Linked DNA regions of Mus musculus: region 2 is linked to region 1. A link is a loop called in an ENCODE intact Hi-C map of the cell type or tissue named here. Cell type or tissue: heart. All regions are shown on one strand. Links, peaks and the distances in the headings refer to the core of each region. The heading gives the core; the rest is flanking DNA. Region 1 holds the start of Bend7 (BEN domain containing 7). Region 2 has its middle 16 kb from the start of Sephs1.

Evidence for each region. A loop is a pair of places that touch in the nucleus more often than their neighbours do. Peaks named below come from ENCODE experiments on the same cell type or tissue, not always from the same donor. Only the 100,000 strongest peaks of a DNase experiment are listed, where the experiment ranks them.
Region 2: a loop joins it to region 1, with 2.3 times the contacts of the local background. A loop is called at or near these places in 15 of 42 quality-filtered maps.

What each region holds. Positions count from the first base shown.
Region 1 is chr2:4,712,100-4,721,576 of GRCm38, forward strand. Bend7 (BEN domain containing 7) reads left to right here and starts at 5,732. Exons shown (of 9, transcript NM_178663.4): 1 at 5,732-6,193; 2 at 8,382-8,465. The coding sequence starts at 6,133. In heart, for the core only: a CTCF peak has its summit at 5,596 (motif pointing right); DNase peaks (open chromatin) are centred at 5,722, 5,882 and 6,272; H3K4me3 peaks cover 2,352 bases; H3K27ac peaks cover 1,146 bases; H3K27me3 peaks cover 2,961 bases.
Region 2 is chr2:4,860,935-4,870,411 of GRCm38, forward strand. No RefSeq gene overlaps it. Among named protein-coding and RNA genes, the nearest start is that of Sephs1, 16 kb to the right of the region's middle. In heart, for the core only: a CTCF peak has its summit at 3,808 (motif pointing left); no DNase peak of the experiment used is centred there.

The DNA of each region.
Region 1 (9,477 bases), core at 684-8,683:
TTTTTTACAGTAAAGTCAAGGCCATGCGCAGCAAAGCATCCCACAGAGCTGCAGTACGAAGGTCACGTGAGTCACGCTGAGCACTCTGGGAGGGCCGTCGTTCCTCTGCCTTAAGGTTTGTCTGCTCCAGAGACAACGTACTCCAGAAGATGGAAACACGGGTCACAGGGAGATCTTCCCACGCAATCCAACCAGGGATGTTGTAAAGGGGAGATTACTGAGTTGTGACCAAGTGTGATCCTTATAAAAGACAGCATTTGTCTTTTATTTAAAAAAAAAAAAAAAAAAGGGCTGGTGAGATGGCTCAGTGGGTAAGAGCACCCGACTGCTCTTCCAAAGGTTCGGAGTTCAAATCCCAGCAACCACATGGTGGCTCACAACCATCTGTAACAAGATCTGACTCCCTCTTCTGGATTGCCTGAAGACAGCTACAGTGTACTTACATATAATAAATAAATGAATCTTTTAAAAAAAAAAAGTAAGTATTTGCAAAATACAAACTGGACCTGGTGGTTTTTAAAATCAGTGACCCAGGGGAGGTCATAAGGTTGGGAGAGGTGGGAGGACCCAGGAGGTGTTATGGTAAATATGATAAAATAAATTGTATGCATGGACAAAAATCCCAATTAGTAAAATAAATAAATAAATAAAACATTAAAAACCCTGTATTTTAGAAGTTTGACAGATGGAAACTTATAAAAAGCCATGCTGAAGACAGAGGAGAGAGTCAGGCCGCCAAAATGCAAGGAAAGCTAGCAGCTCCCAAAAGCTGGAAATTTCTTTGGAAACTTTTGATGGAGCTCACCCTGGTAGAAACCTTGATTTCAGCCTAGTGGTACTGAGTTTAGATTTCTAGCCTCTAGAAATGTGTAAGAAGAGGACAGTTTTGAGATGCCAATTTATGATGATACATTACAAGAAGTTTAAATGAAAAGTTTATGTGGTAGAAGATACTATCTTAATATGCCATAAGACTTTAAAACTCAGTGTCATTAAAAATAAGACTAGTCAGAATAAGAAAATAAGGTATATATTTGGTGAGGCCATTTGTAATATGGCCTTCTATAAGATTCCTATCCAAAGTGTAGAAAACGCCTAGATGCTTGCATGACCAATAACCATATGGAAATGTGTTCAACATCACTTGCTAATTACTGGGGAATGTAAATGAACATCCTAACAAGACAACATACCACTAGTTCTGCACAACTAAAATAATGAGTTCCAATAAAGTATATCTAGAACTCTCACACATTGTTAATGAAGCAAGATGAAAAAACTACTTAGAAAAACTGTAATTTACTAAATCTAAAAACGTGCATATAGTATAGTTCATCAACTCTACTCATATATATGCGATTGTATGTTTTTATGCACCAAGAAAGATGGGGGAAAATGAGCAATAGCCATCAGTAGTAGAATGTTTTTTGTTTTTGTTTTTGTTTTTTTAAATGCTATAGTCCTCTAAGACAATGTACAACACAGCAAAGAATGAGCTACCTATCCCAGCGGAGGAGACCAGTACATCTCTGGGACATGTTAAGCAGAAACAGCAAGATGCAAAACAGTATATAATACATGATTCCACTAACACTTAGCTCATCAATAGGCACAGGCAGGCTACGGTGACAAAAGTTAGAGTTATCTTTTCCTAGGGTGGGGTGAGTCTATTGGGGAGGTCGCAGGAGAGCTTGCTCGTATGTTTAGACAATTCCACATTTTCAATAGTATGGTAGGTGCACAGACATTTGCATTAGTAAAGTAAAACAAAGTGTCCACGTGAGATTTGTATTCTTGACTGTGTTTAATTTCGGTGTAAAGAAAAAATAGAAAACTTTAAAGAAATGGGACAATCACCGGCTACCTATCACTTGTTAAGAATCTGGAGACTGTCCTAATATCACTGAGAAAACAATGATCATATGAGAACATTAATATACACTAAGCTTGGAGAGTGACTAAGAGAATTACATCCTATACAAACACATGAAGCTCCTAAAGGAATGTAAACATAAGGTGACACTTTTAAATAAAGTTCCAAAAAAAAAAAAAAAAAAACAAAACCCACTTGACTGATATAATCTCTTACACTTTCTCCATTGTTTTAAATTTCTCTCACTGAAAGTAAACTAGAATGTGAACCTGTGTGAGGCTGAAGGATGGACTAAGGAGGGCCACTGTGTAGTTATCTGTGCTGTCTATGAGCCTCAGGACGAGTGACTATCCTCCAACTGAAAGCTACGGGGACTGCTAAGGTAAGGGAGCCCTTGGGGAATGACTACACTTTCAGTTCCAGAGAATCCAGAGGTATGAGTAGCTTAAGATTGATGATGCTGTTTTACCTTTCTTTCTGTTTGAGGGTTAAAAGGTAATATGTTGTAGTCACAATTATATACACAACTGGCTCAAATCCTGAAGTTTCTCTATTTACAAGCTGCCCAGTATGGTCGCCATAGAGCACCTGGAATGTAGGTAGTTTGAATGGATTTGTTCTCCAACTGCAAAATACACCTCACACACCAGTTTCAAAACTTTGTACAAACAGAATATAAAACATCTCAAGAACATTCTGCTACGTGTCCAAATGACAATGGTTTAATGGTTTCAGTTAAACAAAATGTATTTATGAAATGAACTTAATTTGATTGTTCTTTAATGTTAATACAAAAGTCCAAATTATTCATATGGCTCATGTTATATTTCTTTTGGGAAATGGGAGAGCTAAATAAAGATGGGAATTTTCATAATACTATTTATTTCTCTTACGACATAGTTTCCAGAGAATTTTAAGATTTATGTTACGGTTATTTAATGTTTTCTGGCCAAATTACCTGTCTTTGTCAAAGATTAAAACCTATGCTTAATCTTTATAATCAACCTGGTTTTGGAATGGCCATATAATAAGATGTTTGGCCTGCATGATGTCATGGAATATTTGCCCAGACTTACCCCGAGCTCCAGAACATGTAAACCTGTGGTTCTGAAGTTTCTGAGAACCTGTAAGTACTGAGCAGAGCTAGATCTAAAGAGTTTGCTAGGACACCTCAACCCAGACACTATATCCAAACAAACCAACAGTGCTGACCCTCGACATCTCTATGCTGAAGCCCCGACCTTGAATGACTGGATATGGAGATGAGGTCCTAATCGACAGTAATTAAGGTTAAAAGAAGCCAAAAGGGCAGGCTCTTGTCCATAAATTGTGTAGTCTTATAAGAGGAACTGGAGGTTGGAGGTCAGTGTGCGGGGGAACCAGCTCAGCAACTGAGAGCACTTGTTGCTCATGCAGAAGACCCAAGTTTGCTTCCCAGCACCCACCCCACGTGGAGGCTCACAGCCATTGCATATCCAGTTCTGATCTAATGCCCTCTTCTGACTTCTGTGAGCACCAGGCACACACATGGTGCTCATACACACATTCGGGTGAAACACATAAACATAAACTAATAAAATAATAAATCTAAAACATTTTTAAATACCAATTGTGAATGCTCAGGCAACAGGCAGCAGTTTACAAGCAAGGGAAAGATCCCTCCCTCCCCAGAGACAGACTGTATCAGACCTTGATCTTGGACTCCTTGCAGTGATAGGAAAGCAAATTTCTTAAGTCAGGCAGTCTGTGATATTTTGCTAAGTTAACCTACACAACCTATTACAGATACATACCCAGTCAAGGCAATTCCAGCTTGATATTACTTAATACTAACTGTAGATCCATAAATTTGTTGGATAAAGCCACAGTGGTGTGTACCAAGTAGAAAGTAAATAAAACTAGTTGATATCCCCTAGAAAGCAATAGAACAGGCTGTTTCATAGTCTTTACACACCATGAGTGGATACTCATGGACCATCTTTGAAGAGCTCAGTCAAAAGGGCAAAGACATAGTTACTATTAATTTTAGGTAGTCTCTTAAAATATCCCCTTAACTACATAGAGGATATTCCCTTCAGCAGGTAGAAGTCACATTCCTGCTTGAACTTAAAGTGAATGATATCTTTCCTAGGGATGTACTTCTTGGGGTGATACCTTCAATGATTTCATCATAGTTTAAGCACAATAAAAGCTTACTTTATGCTCCAAGGCGAGACTACTCTGCATTATTCAATTAGCGTAGTACTCAGCCTGTGACTATTGGAATAAAATTTGACAAGGGATCTCTCTCTCTCTCCCTCCCTCTATCTCTATCTCTATCTCTCACGGCCCCAGAATGGGGTGTAGAATGTTTTCTTACTTTAGAAACATCCCAGACACCTTCAGGTTTATAAAATTCTGGTTTTGAATGGAGGTGGGGGAAGAAACAAGTGGGATTATTGCCCAAACCACTATCATACTGAACCCTTCACTGCATCTTTTAACTCTAAAGAGATCAAAGAACTTCACCAAATACAATTTCATTTCTTCCATACACTTTTCTGGGAAAAGGACTCAGCCTCTAACATAATCTCAAAGAAGTAGGAAAAAAAAAATGAATCCCCTCTTAAAGTGATTTGCTTTAGAGCTGGATGAAGCGCTTGGTCTCCCTGCGGCCAGCCGGGTGTCCACACTGCCGGGTGTCCACACCCGTGTCTATCCACACCCGTGTCTATCCTGTTGTCTCCAGCTGGCTTGCTGCTCACCGGTTCTTTGGTTTTATTTCCCAGGCATGTTTGCACTGCTTGCTCCTTGGTAGTCACCCTGCTTCTAACGTCAAGGTTCTATCAGAGTGGCTTTTGAACGGCTGTCCATTTGAGTGCAACTAACCTCAATCATTCATCAAGACAGCCCACCCCAGCCCCCTCCCCCCTTTTCTCTGCATTCTTTGGAGCAACCTGACCTTCCTAAGGTGTTGGAGCAGCAGCCCATCCCTTCTTCCCCTTTGTACTTTGGTCTAGAAACCGTAGATTTGGAGGCCGTACTTTTAAGCGTGTCAGATCATGTTTCCACACTACCATTCCCAGGTGATGTAAAAAATCTTTTCTATTCCCACTTAAAACATGTGGTAAGAAATGGCGCCTACAGTAAGTGCACACTTGGCTCCCCAGAGAAAAAGATTACATAAAACTCCCAATGGCCATTGGCGGACGGCAATTATTTTGGTATTTCTGCGTCAAGTGGCAGAGTCTATGCACCTGCTATGACCACTGTTTCCCTAAGAGCCTGCACCCCCTTGCACTCCTCACCTCTAGTATTCCTCTCCCCAAAACACCATTCCAAGCACCCCCTTTGCATATAACTTCCCCTACAGTCCCCAGGGTGGGGATAAGAATTGATGTTCGCTCCATCCCATAGTCTTCTCAGCAGTACATGCTCAAATTTCTCTCTGTTTGCTCCAAGAGCGCGGATGGGTAAGTTCTTCACCCCCTCTTAAAAGTTGCCTAAAATCCGCGTCTGGCCCTGGCACCGCCCGCCTCTCAGACAGAGCGAGGGCTGGCCGCCAAGGAGCCACGATCCCTGGCTTATTTCTAAAGGCAGGTTCGCCTCCGGGAGCCGCAGAGGGAGGCCGGGCAGAGCGCGGCGTCCGTCCGGGGGGGCAGCTCCACGGGCCCGGGCCGCTCCGGACGCTGAACCGCGCGGCCTCCGGCCCATGCCGGGTCGCCGCACGGCCGAGTCCAGCAGTGGCGGCGGCCCCCGGGGGATGGCGGCGGCCGGGCTCCGCCAGCAGGTGGTCCCGGGGTCCCGGCGGCGCCGCCCCCTTCGACGGCGCGGCCCCTACTCCCGCGGGGGAGGTCAGCGCCCCGGCCGCCGCTCCGCACCCGCCGCCGCCGCCCTCCCTCGGCTCGCCGCGTCCCCCGGGCCGCGTCCGCAGGCTGAGCCCAGGCGGGCCGCGGCGAGCACCCCACAGCTCCGCGCCCCAGCCCGGCCCCGCTCCCAACGGAAAGTTGGGCTGCGGCGGGCTGCGTTCGGGAAAGAGCGAGGCGGCATGAAGGGGCACCGAGGGGTCGCCTAAGACACCGGGGAGGCGGAGCCGCGCGCGGGGACAACTTCGCCCCGGGCGCGCAACCCCCGGCCGGGCTCGCGGTGGTTCCTCCCGTCCCTCGGCCTCCCCCGCCGATCGCGACGCGGACCTTGGTCCCGGCGGCTCCGCGGCGGTGACACGAGCCCGCCTCAGCCGCCGCCTCAGTCTCCTGCCGCGCCGCCACCTTGCCCGCACCATGGAGTTCTCGGAGAGGAAAAGAAGCAGGAAATCCCAGAGCTTCAAACTGGTGAGCCGAGGTAAGCTGCCGGCCCGGGGACAGCGGCGGGAAGCCGGCGCCGCGCTCCGCGCACTCGGCCCCGCGCGCCCCGGCCGCCCGCGGGCTCCACGCCGGGGGCGCGCCCGCCCCGACCCCCTCGTCCCCGCCCGAACCCGGGCCCCCCGCGGGCCGCACACGCCCCGCCGCGGGGAAAGTTGTGCCTGAGGGGGACCCACCGGGTGTTATTGAAGGTAAACAAGTCGGAGGGCACGTCAGGAAATTAGCAAACAATGACACCGGGGAGCCGAGCCCACTCTGGGGTGCCGCCGCCACGGCGGCCGCTGGGCTGGGGTGGCTGAGGGTTTGCCTGGCCGGCAGGCCGAGAATAGACTGGGATTTGTTTTTGTTTTCGTTTTTTTTTTCCTTCCCCCACGCAAAGAGAAGGAGGAGAGAAAAAGATGATCATTGTTCTTTTTAAGAAGAATCAGCTCATTAGGGAATCGAAGCTCAAGGCAGAAATTGTTGACATACAGCATCTTTTCCAGTTGAGTGATTTGGGTGGAAAGGTAGTTTTAAGATTATCTCGTATACCAGTCAGACAAGTGTCGCATCACAAGAAATAAAGAAAAATCCAGCTTGGTCCTGCCGACTAACAGGTGTACAGCACACTCTTTATAGGCGTTTATTTTGTCCGGGGAGGAGAAAGTTGAGTAGTATCTCCTCTGGGTTCTGTTTCTTGTTCGAGTCCATCTTCCTGATTTGAGTCTTTAAAAAATGGTGCCAACTCGGACAAGAAACACCTGTCAAAATGTATCACCTTAATAATCGAGAATGGTGATACCCCCCCCCCAACCTCCCCAGAGGTAATGGTACAAGTTCTAATATGAGCCCACACTCTTTAAATATCTTTGCATTAACTTGGGTCAAAGCCAAATCAGAGAAGCGCTCCACTTTCCCTAGGTGGTTTTTATCTACCGCTAGCATCTGAGGAAAGAGCCACATGATTGTTCCAAGGGCCCCAGCAAAAGTCACATGTGAACAGGTGACTATTGGGAGGGTGATTGCAAGGGATGGAGTTTTTCTGAACTCAGCTAAGCAGACATGAGGATTTTATAAAGCTCACTTTTGGTTAGTCTGGAAACGGTTTAATTATAGACATTTTTGCAAATCTGCTCATCTGTGTTTCCCCTAATTTAGCTTTGTACTGTTTAACGATAGAGGCCTGAAATAGTGTAGTGCATGCATTCAAAATATTTGGCTACTCCTTCTCGGCCTCCACCTCCCCAACCAGGATGTTGACTACTCTGGAAGTCTCTCTGAGTGTGATGGCCCTGTTGATACAACGTGCTTCGTTCAGGAATGGAGGCTGCTTTCTTATTTATGACCCCAGGAAACTGACTACTCTATCTTAAGAGAGAGGGTAGTTTTGTCATGTTGTCCTGTGACAGCTAAGGCAAACAACAAACAAACAAGCCCACCCAAACCTTGGACAGCTGTTGAGAAGGGACCTCTATTTTCATACCTGGGTGGTCCTGGTTTGTAAAGAGCTACATTATCAAAATGCTGTAGCTTCCACACGAGATCCCAAGATGTTATATTTGAAATTTTGATTAACATAGTAAGTTTTTCCTTCTTTTTTAATGGTGAGTGATTCTGCTGTGCAGCTGCTTTTCAATTTTTTTTTTGGAAGATAAACTATTGCATCTTCAGTAAGGGCAGTAATTGCAAAAGATTCACTTATGTGAAAGGTAAAAGACTTGCTTCTTTTCAAAGTATACCTTTAAAAAAATAACACATCAATATCTTAAAAAAAAAATGCATCCTTACTTTTAAGCTGAGATTTTCTGGGTAAACCCAGTAGAGAGGCAGTTCCGAAACATGCTATTGATATGCTCACAGAAATGGTAGTGGAAATACGTTTGAGAAACTCCATTGGCCTGTGATTTGGCAAGATTTTTTTTTCTTTTCTTTCTTTTTTATTTATTTTATTTTATTTTTACAAATATACTTGCTGTAGCCAAGCATATCTGTTTTGTAAGGCGCAGTGGTATTTCAGGTTCCTGTACTTCACAGTAAGTAACGTTTGGTGATTAGTATTGACTCCGATTCTGTGAGAGTTCTTGAAAGTATACTTGTAGATTATACATCTGGGATGGGAGTCTTTAGGTGCTTATTCCTATTTGTTGAAGTCATTAAAATACTAATTTTCGGTTATTTTCTCATGCCAGATTATCACCATGAGGTGTATAAAATCTCAGAATTCAGCAATGATGTTAATGGGGAGACCAAAGAGACACAACCCATTTACTTAGGTAGGTTCTTATGTCAATTAATTTCTCAGCAAAACAGCGTGGCGTGGCCATTTGCAATTTCAGGGGCAGGGTGGTGGTGGGAGAGATTATGGAAGAACGGGAAATGTCTGCCATTGCTTAATGCATGACATTCTTTTCAAGACCTTTTATTTTACAGATTGCCAATATATCCCTTATTAACATTGCTAAAAGTTGTAATTTCAGACATAAATGTTTATTAGTGTCTACACACAGTGCTAATTATCACTCAGTCACAGAGCCAGATGCTGACTACGCAGTTTCGCCACTCGGCGCTCACCCCATTTACATTGCATATTCTCTGGCATGCTTCACTGGCAATAGTTTGTGTAATTGGGGTATTACATCTTTGACATCTGGATAACAGAAATTCAATTTCCAGGAAGCTGCTATTTGTTTGGTTTTGCTTCTGCCTTGGGTGGGATAGAGGATGGATGTGCTGTCTTATTAAAATGTCCTTTCACCTCTATGGCCTGGTTGCTAATCCTGCCGTGGCACAGTTAAATTAAATCTGTAGTCCAAGCAGCGTAAAGAGAACAAAAGTGATTGTCTGCCTTGCCACCTCTTGATAGTGCCTCTTACTACTCAACAGCTTTGCACTTCCTGGCTGTGTCTTTTTCACTAACATTTGTGGTCAGAGAGAAAAGATGACTTTTCTCCTGTCACCACCCTTCCTGGCTTACCTACCTCGGGGACAGAGGGAGCAAAGGCAGCATCCTCCACACCTTATGACAAGTGCCCACAGATATTTAGGTAGCCAAAAGTGTGCCCCGATGCCTGTATTTGTATAGCTTAGGCATGAGGCGTGTCCACGAAGCATCTCACGTTTGTTATCTGTAGCCTTTGAGCCCAAAATCAAACTGTCCAGGATGCTTCCTCTGAAAGTGTTTATCAAGGCAAAGTGCAAGGTAGATGGTGGTGTTTGCTTTCAACTTTGCCCATCCTGGACTCTCTACCACCTCAGGTAGTAGGGCGAGGGCCAGGTACTGCAGAA
Region 2 (9,477 bases), core at 647-8,646, 150 kb after region 1:
CAGGCCAATCTCATGGAAACATTTTCTCCTCTCTCTGATGACTTTAGCTAGTGTCCAGTTGCTATAAAACTCTCCAGCACACCTGCCAAAATTGACCATCTTGAGTCGAGAAGGGGGACAGAGTTGGGGGTGCAGGGGGATGACTCAGCTGTTAACAGTGTGTACTGCTCTTGTAAGGGCCCAAGTTCAGTCCAGTCCCCAACACCCACACTGGGCAACTCACAACCATCTCTGCATCTGCCTCCGGGGGATCTGACACCCTCTCCTGTCCACACACACACACACACACACACACACACACACACACACACATACATAATTAAAACTAAAGAGAGCTGGATCCGTGTCTGAGTGTGATACTTGTTGCTCTTGCAGGGGACACGGCACCCTACATAGCAGCTCACAACCATCCATCCCTCCAGTTCCAGGGGACCCAATGCTCTCTTCTGACCCCTGAGGGTACCTGGCATGGCATGTCACACACAGACAGTAAAACAAATAAATCTAAAAATCAGGATTTTGTAAGATAAACCATTTTACTGCACTTTAGGGACAGTATGCTTCCTAGTATTTTCTATGCAACTCTCGGGTAACTTTTTAGGTTAGGTCTGGGGTTGTGGATTCTCTGATCTCACGATGTCCAATAGAGTAGCCACTAGATAGGTGGCTACTAAATTCTTAAAAGGTGGTCAGTCCTAACTGTGACATACTCTGTGGTGGTTTGAATGAAAATGGCCCCTATCCCCTCATCTATTTAATTTATTTTCCCAGTTGGTGGACTGTTTAGAAAGGATTAGGAGGTGTGGCCTTGTTGGAGGAGGTGTGGCCTTGTTGGAGGAGGTGCGGCCTTGTTGGAGGAGGTGTGGCCTTGTTGGAGGAGGTGTGTCACTGGGGTGGACTTTGAGGTTTCCAAAGTCCCATGCCAGGCCCATCTATCCCTTTCCTCTGCTTCCTGTGATTGGATCAGATGTGGGCTCTCAGCTACTGCTCCAGCGTCATCCCTGCCTGCCGCCTTGCTCGGGCCACGGTGGTCATGGACTCACCTCTGAAACTACGGTAGGCAAGCCAACAGTTAAATGCTTTCTCTCATAAGTTGCCTTGATCATGGTGTCTTCCCAGCGATAGAAAAGTAACTAAAGCAAACCCTGAGTAAAAGCCACGTTTCAGAAATATTAATGAGCTCTTACATTTTTGGTTGCGTGTTGAAATGACGTTATTTAGTATTTATGGGTGTAAATAAAACAGTGTTAAACTCAATATCATTTGTGTCTTTTCAACAAGGCTACCAGACAATTGAAAGTTGCAACTGTAGCTCTAATTCTGTTTCCTTTAGTTAGAGATTTGATTTTCTTTAAACAAAGTTGCTGAGTTTGTAAGGTGCTTATGGACATTATAAATCTCCTGAATGGAGACATGACAGGATTTACAAGTGTATGTGACCACGATGTCATAATATCTCGTTCTAGTTATCTATTTTTTTCCCCTCACGAGCTCCAAAAACATCAGCGTTTACATCTTCTTAATCTCAAAGTCTCCTGTGGGGAAGGTCAGCTGTTTCAGACTTGGCCTTCCCCGAAAAAATTACATTTACTGAAACAAAGTAGCTTGCTATTCCATTGACTTTAACTTGGTTACAAGACTTGGGATGTAGCTCAGTTGGTAGACTGGAGCCAGCATGCAAGAAGCCCTGGGTTCAATTCCCAGCACTGAGCCTGCTCTTGCATGGTGTGGTGGTTTGAACCATAAGCTCCTATCTTTGAATGCTTGGTCACAGGGGGCTACTTAAAAGGATTGGGAGGTGTGACCTTGTTGGGAGAAGTGTCTCAATGGAGGTGGGCTTTGGGGTTTCAAATGCTCAAGCCAGGCCCAGTCTCTCTCTCTCTCTCTCTCTCTCTCTCTCTCTCTCTCTCTCGCTCACTCTCTCTCTCTCTGATCTGGATATAGAAATCTTAGCTACATGCTGCTATGCTTCCTGCCATGACATAACAAAGTAAACCTCTGAGTGTAAGCCAGCCCTAGTTTAATGCTTTCCTTTATACGAATTTCCACGGTCATGGAATCCCTTTACAGCAACCGCACAGTGACTATGGCACATGCCTATAATTGCTATAGGAGTAGTGATGGGGGATCAGAAGTTTGAGGCTAGCCTTGGCTACCGTGACCTTGAGGGATCAGAAGTTTGAGGCCAGCCTTGGCTACCGTGACCTTGAGACTAGGAAGGGGTTCGATGGCAGAGCGCTTGCCTGGCGTTTGTGGCCTTGATTTAGTCACTGACGCTGCAAAAGAGCGCACTCAAGACCCGCAGAAGCATTTTCCATCCAGGGGCTCAGTACAGCAACTCAACAACGCCAAAGAACAGCATATGTGATCATCCCCCTGCGTCCTGTAGAACTGTAGACTCTGAGATTTGGAAGGTACCTGCTCTACTACCTAAAGTCATAGTTAGGGCCACCCATCTAACCACCAATCAGACACCAAATAGTCACTGTGTTCCGGTGTCCGCTCTGTGCCAGGCACACATTTCATATCAACCAAAGAGCTCAGTGCGTCGGTTCTACCACCTCCACTCCAACGCTTTGGTGCACAGATGACGCACAGGTCACGAAGTGTAAGGGAGAGGCTGCCATGCTTCCTTAGAATGCTGGGATTTTTTTTTTCCTGGAATGTGGAGAGATTGGCAAAGCCATCAAACAGCACATTCCTCTTCAGCAGATAGAAATAGATGGTGATTGCACCAAATAACGGCAACAGTATGCTAACAGTATCATACAAGTCTTTCATTTTAGAGTAGTAAGATCATAATACAGACACACAAGCTGAGCCTGCTGCGCAGGTCTATGACCTGGGTACTCTAGAGGCTAGGGTGGGTAAGGTCCAAGTTCAAGGCCTGCTTGGGCTACAGAATGAGTCTGAGGCTAGACTACACAATTTGAAAGAGGACTGGGAATATAGACCAGCATGCTTGAGGCCCTAGGTTCAATCTTCAGTACTGTAAACAAATCAGAATTTCCCAGAAACCCTTGCTCTTCTGTGTTTCTGTACCAGCGTGAAGTTTGCCGTATTTCTTTTCCATGTGTTTCTCTGTATCTGGCATTCCACAAGGCATGCCTTCCTAGCTTGTGATTTTATCTCTTCTGTGTGTCCACATACTAGGCTTTCTCTCGACAAGAATGGGAACAAGACCAGCTCAGAAAAAGTGCTGAGCTTTTCAGATTTCACGGTCAAGGCCAAGTCAGAGCGCAGCCACCCAATGGCACTGCATGCAGCCAGCCACGGCTTCCAACAGCAATGCCTGGACACCCTCTATGTTTGATGTCTTGAAGGTGTTCAGGTTTTAACACCACACATACACACACACTCAGACACACACACACACCACACAAACACATACTCAGACATACATACACACTCACAGACACACAGAAACACACTCATGTACACACCACACAGACACACAGACACACTCACGTACACACCACACAGACACACAGAAACACACACACACTCAGACACACACACACACCACACAAACACATACTCAGATACACACACACACACACAGACACACACACACACTCATGTACACACCACACAGACACACACACACACAGACACACACACACTCATGTACACCACACACACACACACACACACACACAATTGCAGTTTATGGGGGCGGGGGCTGGGGGGAGAGTGCACAGAACTGAGGAGCTACTGCTCCAACCTTCCAGGCAAATCCTAACTCAGTACACTGTGTTATCCTGCCATCTGCTGGCCAAAGTGAGAATTGCGCCAAACACACTGGAAGGAAAATTGTAATTCAGAGCTCAGCTTGATTAATAAATAATACAAAGACTCTCTCTAAGGAGAAGCAGGTAAATCTCTTTGAAATACATCAGCAGTCCCCAGAGCGAAAATCACCCCTCCAAGTGTCACAAATGACAAGCAAACGCGTATAACAACCAAGTCTCAAATTCCACGGGATGTTATCTGTAGGAGACCCTGAAAGGCGGTGACTGCCTTAGTTCTCTGCAGCGTATGAACACGTCAAGTCACCTCTGAAGTAACCTTGCAGTAGTGATGACCCTTGGCCAGGGCACCACTCCTCGAACTCTTAGTGTTGTTTATAACTTCACTGTTGCCCCCGTGTCTTGCAGGTATGGGTGTAGATAGATGTATGTGTGTGTGCTGTCATGTGTGTGTGCCTGCATGTAGAGCCCAGAAGTCATCTTCAGGTGTTGTTCCACACTGTCCACCTAATTTTTTTTTGAGACAGACTCTCTCACTCTCACCCAGAGCCTGCCAGGTTCTGTAGGCTGGCTGTCCAGTGAGGCCCAGGCATCCATGCCAGTACTGGGATTTCAAACTCTGCCCACCATGCCCTTCCTTCTTATATAGATCCTGTAACCCCACTCATGTGCCCTGGGGAAGGAAGAGTGCCCGGTGTCCACACTGTCCTTTCATGCTGACCGTTTATGAGATTATCCATCCTCCGGGGCTGCTGCTTTCTGTGAACGCGATCCAGCTTCCTCCCTGCACTGCCTCACTAACAGAACTGTCTCCAGACCACACCAAGTCTAGACTGTGACAGCTGCTGTCATCCTGGATATAGCTTCATGCTTCACTCATTCCGGCCACCCGAGGACAAAACACCACATCCTCCGCATTCTGAACAATGCATTTTTATAGCCTCACATTAGAAAATATGCTGTGTGTTATTAAAGGGATCATCTTGATTAAGATGCTTGCATAAGAGGTCCACAGCCTACAAGGACCTAGATAAACAGCTGGGATACATGACAGAGGGAGACAGATAGATGGCAGTTTCCAGAAGTTGGCCAGGCTCTGCAGTGGCTTCTGGTGTCTGAGGCTAATTTAAAGCGATAAGTGAGAGAGCGATACACGTGGATGGGGCAGTAGAGCTGTGGTGCTGGGTTGCTGTCCCAGACAAACGAACAAAAAATAAGATAGAATAATAACCCATAAGCCTCAGACACAGGCAAGCACATCCCCTGTGAGCCAGGAGACACTCTGCTTTTCCTGAACCTTATATAATCACGGGGAGGGCAGAGAGAGAAGCCATGTCTTCAGGGACTTTAAAAGCCAAGCTAAGGAAACTGGAGAGAGAGCACAATAAATTGCATGCTCTGCACACCTATAAGGTATGGATTTGGTCCTCAAACCCACATGAAAATGATGGGCATTGGGGGCCTCCACCCTCTCAGAGGAGAAGCGAAGGAGGGATGGGAGAAGGATTGTGAGATGGGGTGACCAGAAGGATTGGCAGTGAGTGGGATGTAAAATGAATGAATAAAAATAATGATAATAAAAAGATTATGGCACAAATAAACTTGCTTCTGGATTTAATGGGAAAAGGAACTGATAGTCTTGGTGGCGCATACTAGGAAGCCCAGCACCCGGAACAGAAATAGACAGATCTCTGCAGCTTGATGGATGGACAACCCATCGAACCCAATTAGTGAGCCCCAGGCCCGGGAGAGACCCTGCCTCAAAGGAGGAGGAGGAGGCCATCTGTAAGGGTGACTCTCAAGGCTGTGCTCTGGCCTCCCCATGAATGCGCATACATACAACATGCACATACCCGCATGTGAGCACACACAAAGACACACCACAAACACTAAATAGTTGTTTTGCTTAAGCAGAGATTCTGAACTTTTTTAACAATCCAGAACATCTCACACCTCCCCACACACTTTAGGAATTGGGCTGTATCCCACTTTGCCTTGGATGCTAAGTACCTCTGAGAAAGGCTGGTCACTGGGTGTTATATAAAATGCTGCCCAGGGCAGACAGCTTGAGGAGTGCCCACAAAGGCTGCCAAAGAGACCTGGGCTTCCAAGAAGAAACAACCAGATCCCATCCAAACTGGAGCTCCGAACACCACAGGGCAACTAATACCACAGCTAGGGCTATCCCTATGGCCCTGCTGAAAGAGCCACATATAAAAATCTAAAGAGAATTTCATTTGTGACCTCTGCAGCAACCTTTGGTGGGATACTCAGCTCCTTGAGTTGGGTGCGGGAGGAGGTAGCCTCACATAAGAACAGAGATCTCCTGGCTGTACCCCAAAGCACCCCCAGCACTGATCCCTTGACTGTACCCCAAAACACCACAGCACTGATGGCTCCCCCTCCAGTGTCAGTCAACAGACAAGGTTCAGTAGGACCCCAAATGTGCTTCCCCACCAAATTCCAGGGCTGAGGACCAGATATAGACAGTTTAAGGACTGGCTTTTGTTTGTTTGTTTGGTTGGTTGGTTGGTTGGTTTTGGTTTTTGGTTTTTTTGAGACAGGGTGTTCTGGAACTTGCTTGGTAAACCAGGATAGCCTTGAACTCATAGAGATCCTCCTGCCTCTGCTTCCCAAGTGCTGGGATTAAAGGTAGGTACTGTCTGTCAAGGGACTGGCCTTTTAATGTCGGGGCAGGAGAATGTACCATAAGGCTAAGGCTAGTATAGTTTGGATAGTTAAGTACAAATGCTAAAGACTTAGTTCCCAGTATGTGGCTCCAGTGGATGGGAGTGGAACATTAGGAGATGGGTCTGACTGTAACATACCCGGAGTGTCCTCAAAGAAGACCCTGCAACCCCTCCCCCACTCTCCCTACCTTCTCCTTTTCTCTTCTCCTCTTCTCTTTCCACTCTCCGTCTCTCATTCCCAGATGACGTGAGTTAGACAGCTTTGCTCACTGTGCTCCCGTAACGATGGCTAAAGCAACCAGACCAAGCAAACAGGGGTGGAAACAAAAACCCCATGTAATCACCCTTAAGGCGATTGATTGTTCCAGGTAGCTTTTTATGAGGAGAGAAAGAAGACATCAAAAGTCCCGGACAGTTTTATTTACAATAGTATCTAGCATCCAACACAAAAAGTCCTCCAAAGAATATCTAGGTAAAACTTGCTCAGAAACACTGTACGAGAAGCCTTAGGGAGATGACAGCTCAGCCCATGAAGGACTTGCTTCACATGAGGACCCGAGTTCAAGCCCCAGAACCCACATTAAAAACAACAACAGAAACTAAGAACCAGTAAGTAGCCCAGCACAGGGAGGGTGAAAACAGGTGGGTCCCTGGGGCTCACTGGCTAGTCAGTACAGTTGCCAACAAAGTCCACCAGTGAAAAACCACATGTCACAAACAAGAGGGTCAGTCCCTGAGGAATGATGGCAGAGATTAACCTCTGACCTCCTGCATGCGCACCTGTACACATATACGCATCTACGTGGCACACACACACATACACAATAGTAGCAGATACCATGTGACAGAGACAGAGTTAAAATCAAAACGTAGGCAGCTCCTTTCTGAAGGCCCCAGGGAAGAATCCATATCTCGCAGCCCAGAAGCCTTGCCCTTCCTTGCGTAAGAGGCCAGCGATAGCGAACCCCCCATACTCCATTTCTCTGTGTTCCTTCCTTCTTTCTTCCTTTCTTTTCCCTTTTTCTCTTTTGAGACGAGGCCTGTCTCAGCCTCCTAAGTGCAGATTCTAGGCAGAACCCTTCTTGATGGGATTTTATTTCTAATTCTTATGTATATTACACACTCTTTTGTGTGTGCATCCACCCAGCAAAGCTGCTCCTGGGTGAGGCTATGGACAGCTTGCTGTTTCCCAGACAGCATCGAGGTATACAGAGTGAGTTCGACTGCACATCGAGGGGAAGTAATCTCCAATGAGAGAACTCCAAGCTCTTGCCAGCATAGCTCCAGGGTCAGTGACAGAAATGGACACCCAGTATCTTCTTCAGGCCTCTGAAGGTACAGGCCTGGTACACACAGGCTACACACTCATATACACATGTATAAGCCAAAAACTAAGAGAACATCTGAGAGAGAGAGGGAGAGAGAGAAGGAGAGAGAGAGAGGGAGAGAGAGGCGCCAAGAGGCCAGGATCCCCTTCCTGGAAACCAGACCTCACTCTATTTGGGGGCCAGCAGATTATCCAGCTGGCAATGGAACTTGTCCCTAAACCTGATGACCTGAATTCAGCCACTGGAACCCAGATGGTGGAAGGAGAGGACAGACTCCTGCAAGTTGTCCTCTGGCCTAGGCAGGCTCACCATTGCTAGACAGACAGACAGACAGACAGAATGATAGAAAAATGGACAGCTAGATGATAGATAGATGATAGATAGATAGATAGATAGATAGATAGATAGATAGATAGATAGAAACTGAGAGATAGATAATGAATCTCACTAAGCTTTCAATAGTTGCCAATGTGCTAAATGTAAAATAGGCATCTTATTTTAATTTGAATTCTTCTGGATTATGATAAGATTGAAAATCTTCTTTTTTTGTTTTTTTTGTTTTTTTTTTTTTTTTTTGGTTTTTGGGTTTTGGTTTTTTTGAGACAGGGTTTCTCTGTGTAGCCCTGGCTGTCCTGGAACTCACTCTGTAGACCAGGCTGGCCTCGAACTCAGAAATCCACCTGCCTCTGCCTCCCAAGTGCTAGGATTACAGGCGTGTGCCACCACTGCCCAGTGAAAATCTTCTCATCATGCAATCCATTCAGTTGTCCTCTTCTGTTACTCCCTACTTATATTTTCACTATTCGTTTCCAAGTCTTTTTTTTTTTCTTTGTAGAGTTTCTCACATATATTCTGGAGAACGTTTCTCTGCTGATTGACTCTTCCACAGCAGAGCGAAAGCACACGCACCCACAGAGTCTGTGGCTTGTCTTTTCATGTGGATTGAATATCTTTTTTATCAGGCAGAAGCTTTACTAGTATTGTTAAAATTATTAATATTTCCCTTTCTGGTTTGGGCTTTTCATATTTTCTTTAATGAGGCACGGTGACATGCATTTCTGGTCCCAAAAAGCAAGAGGCCAGGGCAGGTGGATATTGAGTTTGAGGCTAAGCTAAGCAACATAGCACGGCTTGAAAGGAGAGACGTTTCTCTGTTGTAGTGTGAAGGAGAAGAGGGAGAAAGAGGAAAGAAGGAAAGGAGTGAGGGAGGGAGGAAAAGGGAGGAAGGAAGAAGCAGGAAAGAAGGAAGGAAGAGAAGAAAGGAGAGGAAAAAAGAAGGGGAATGGAAAAAAGGACAGGCCCACGTCTCCTTCCCTTAGGTCATAGCTCCACTTTTAAAAGCATAAAGACAAACTTCTCTTCTGAAGTTTCTAATCTCCCAGAAACTAGCACTAGCATTAGAGAGTTCAGGAGCATCCACACAAAGAGCATCGCCTTCTTACATGTATACATTTGCCTGTACTGTTTTACCTGTGCTGACACATAATTACGTACATTTATGGTGGATAGATGCTGACTAGATACATGTATTCATTGTGTAACCACCAAATTGGGTAATTAGTATTTCTTTGTGCTGGGAACTTGCAAGGTTTACGCCTTGCTTTGAGATACATAGTAAATCATTGTGCCTCACAGCACAGTGTGGTAGAGAACTCTAGAAGCTAGTCTTCCCACCTAACTCTACCTTCCTGTTTGCCATTCAGCTTCTCC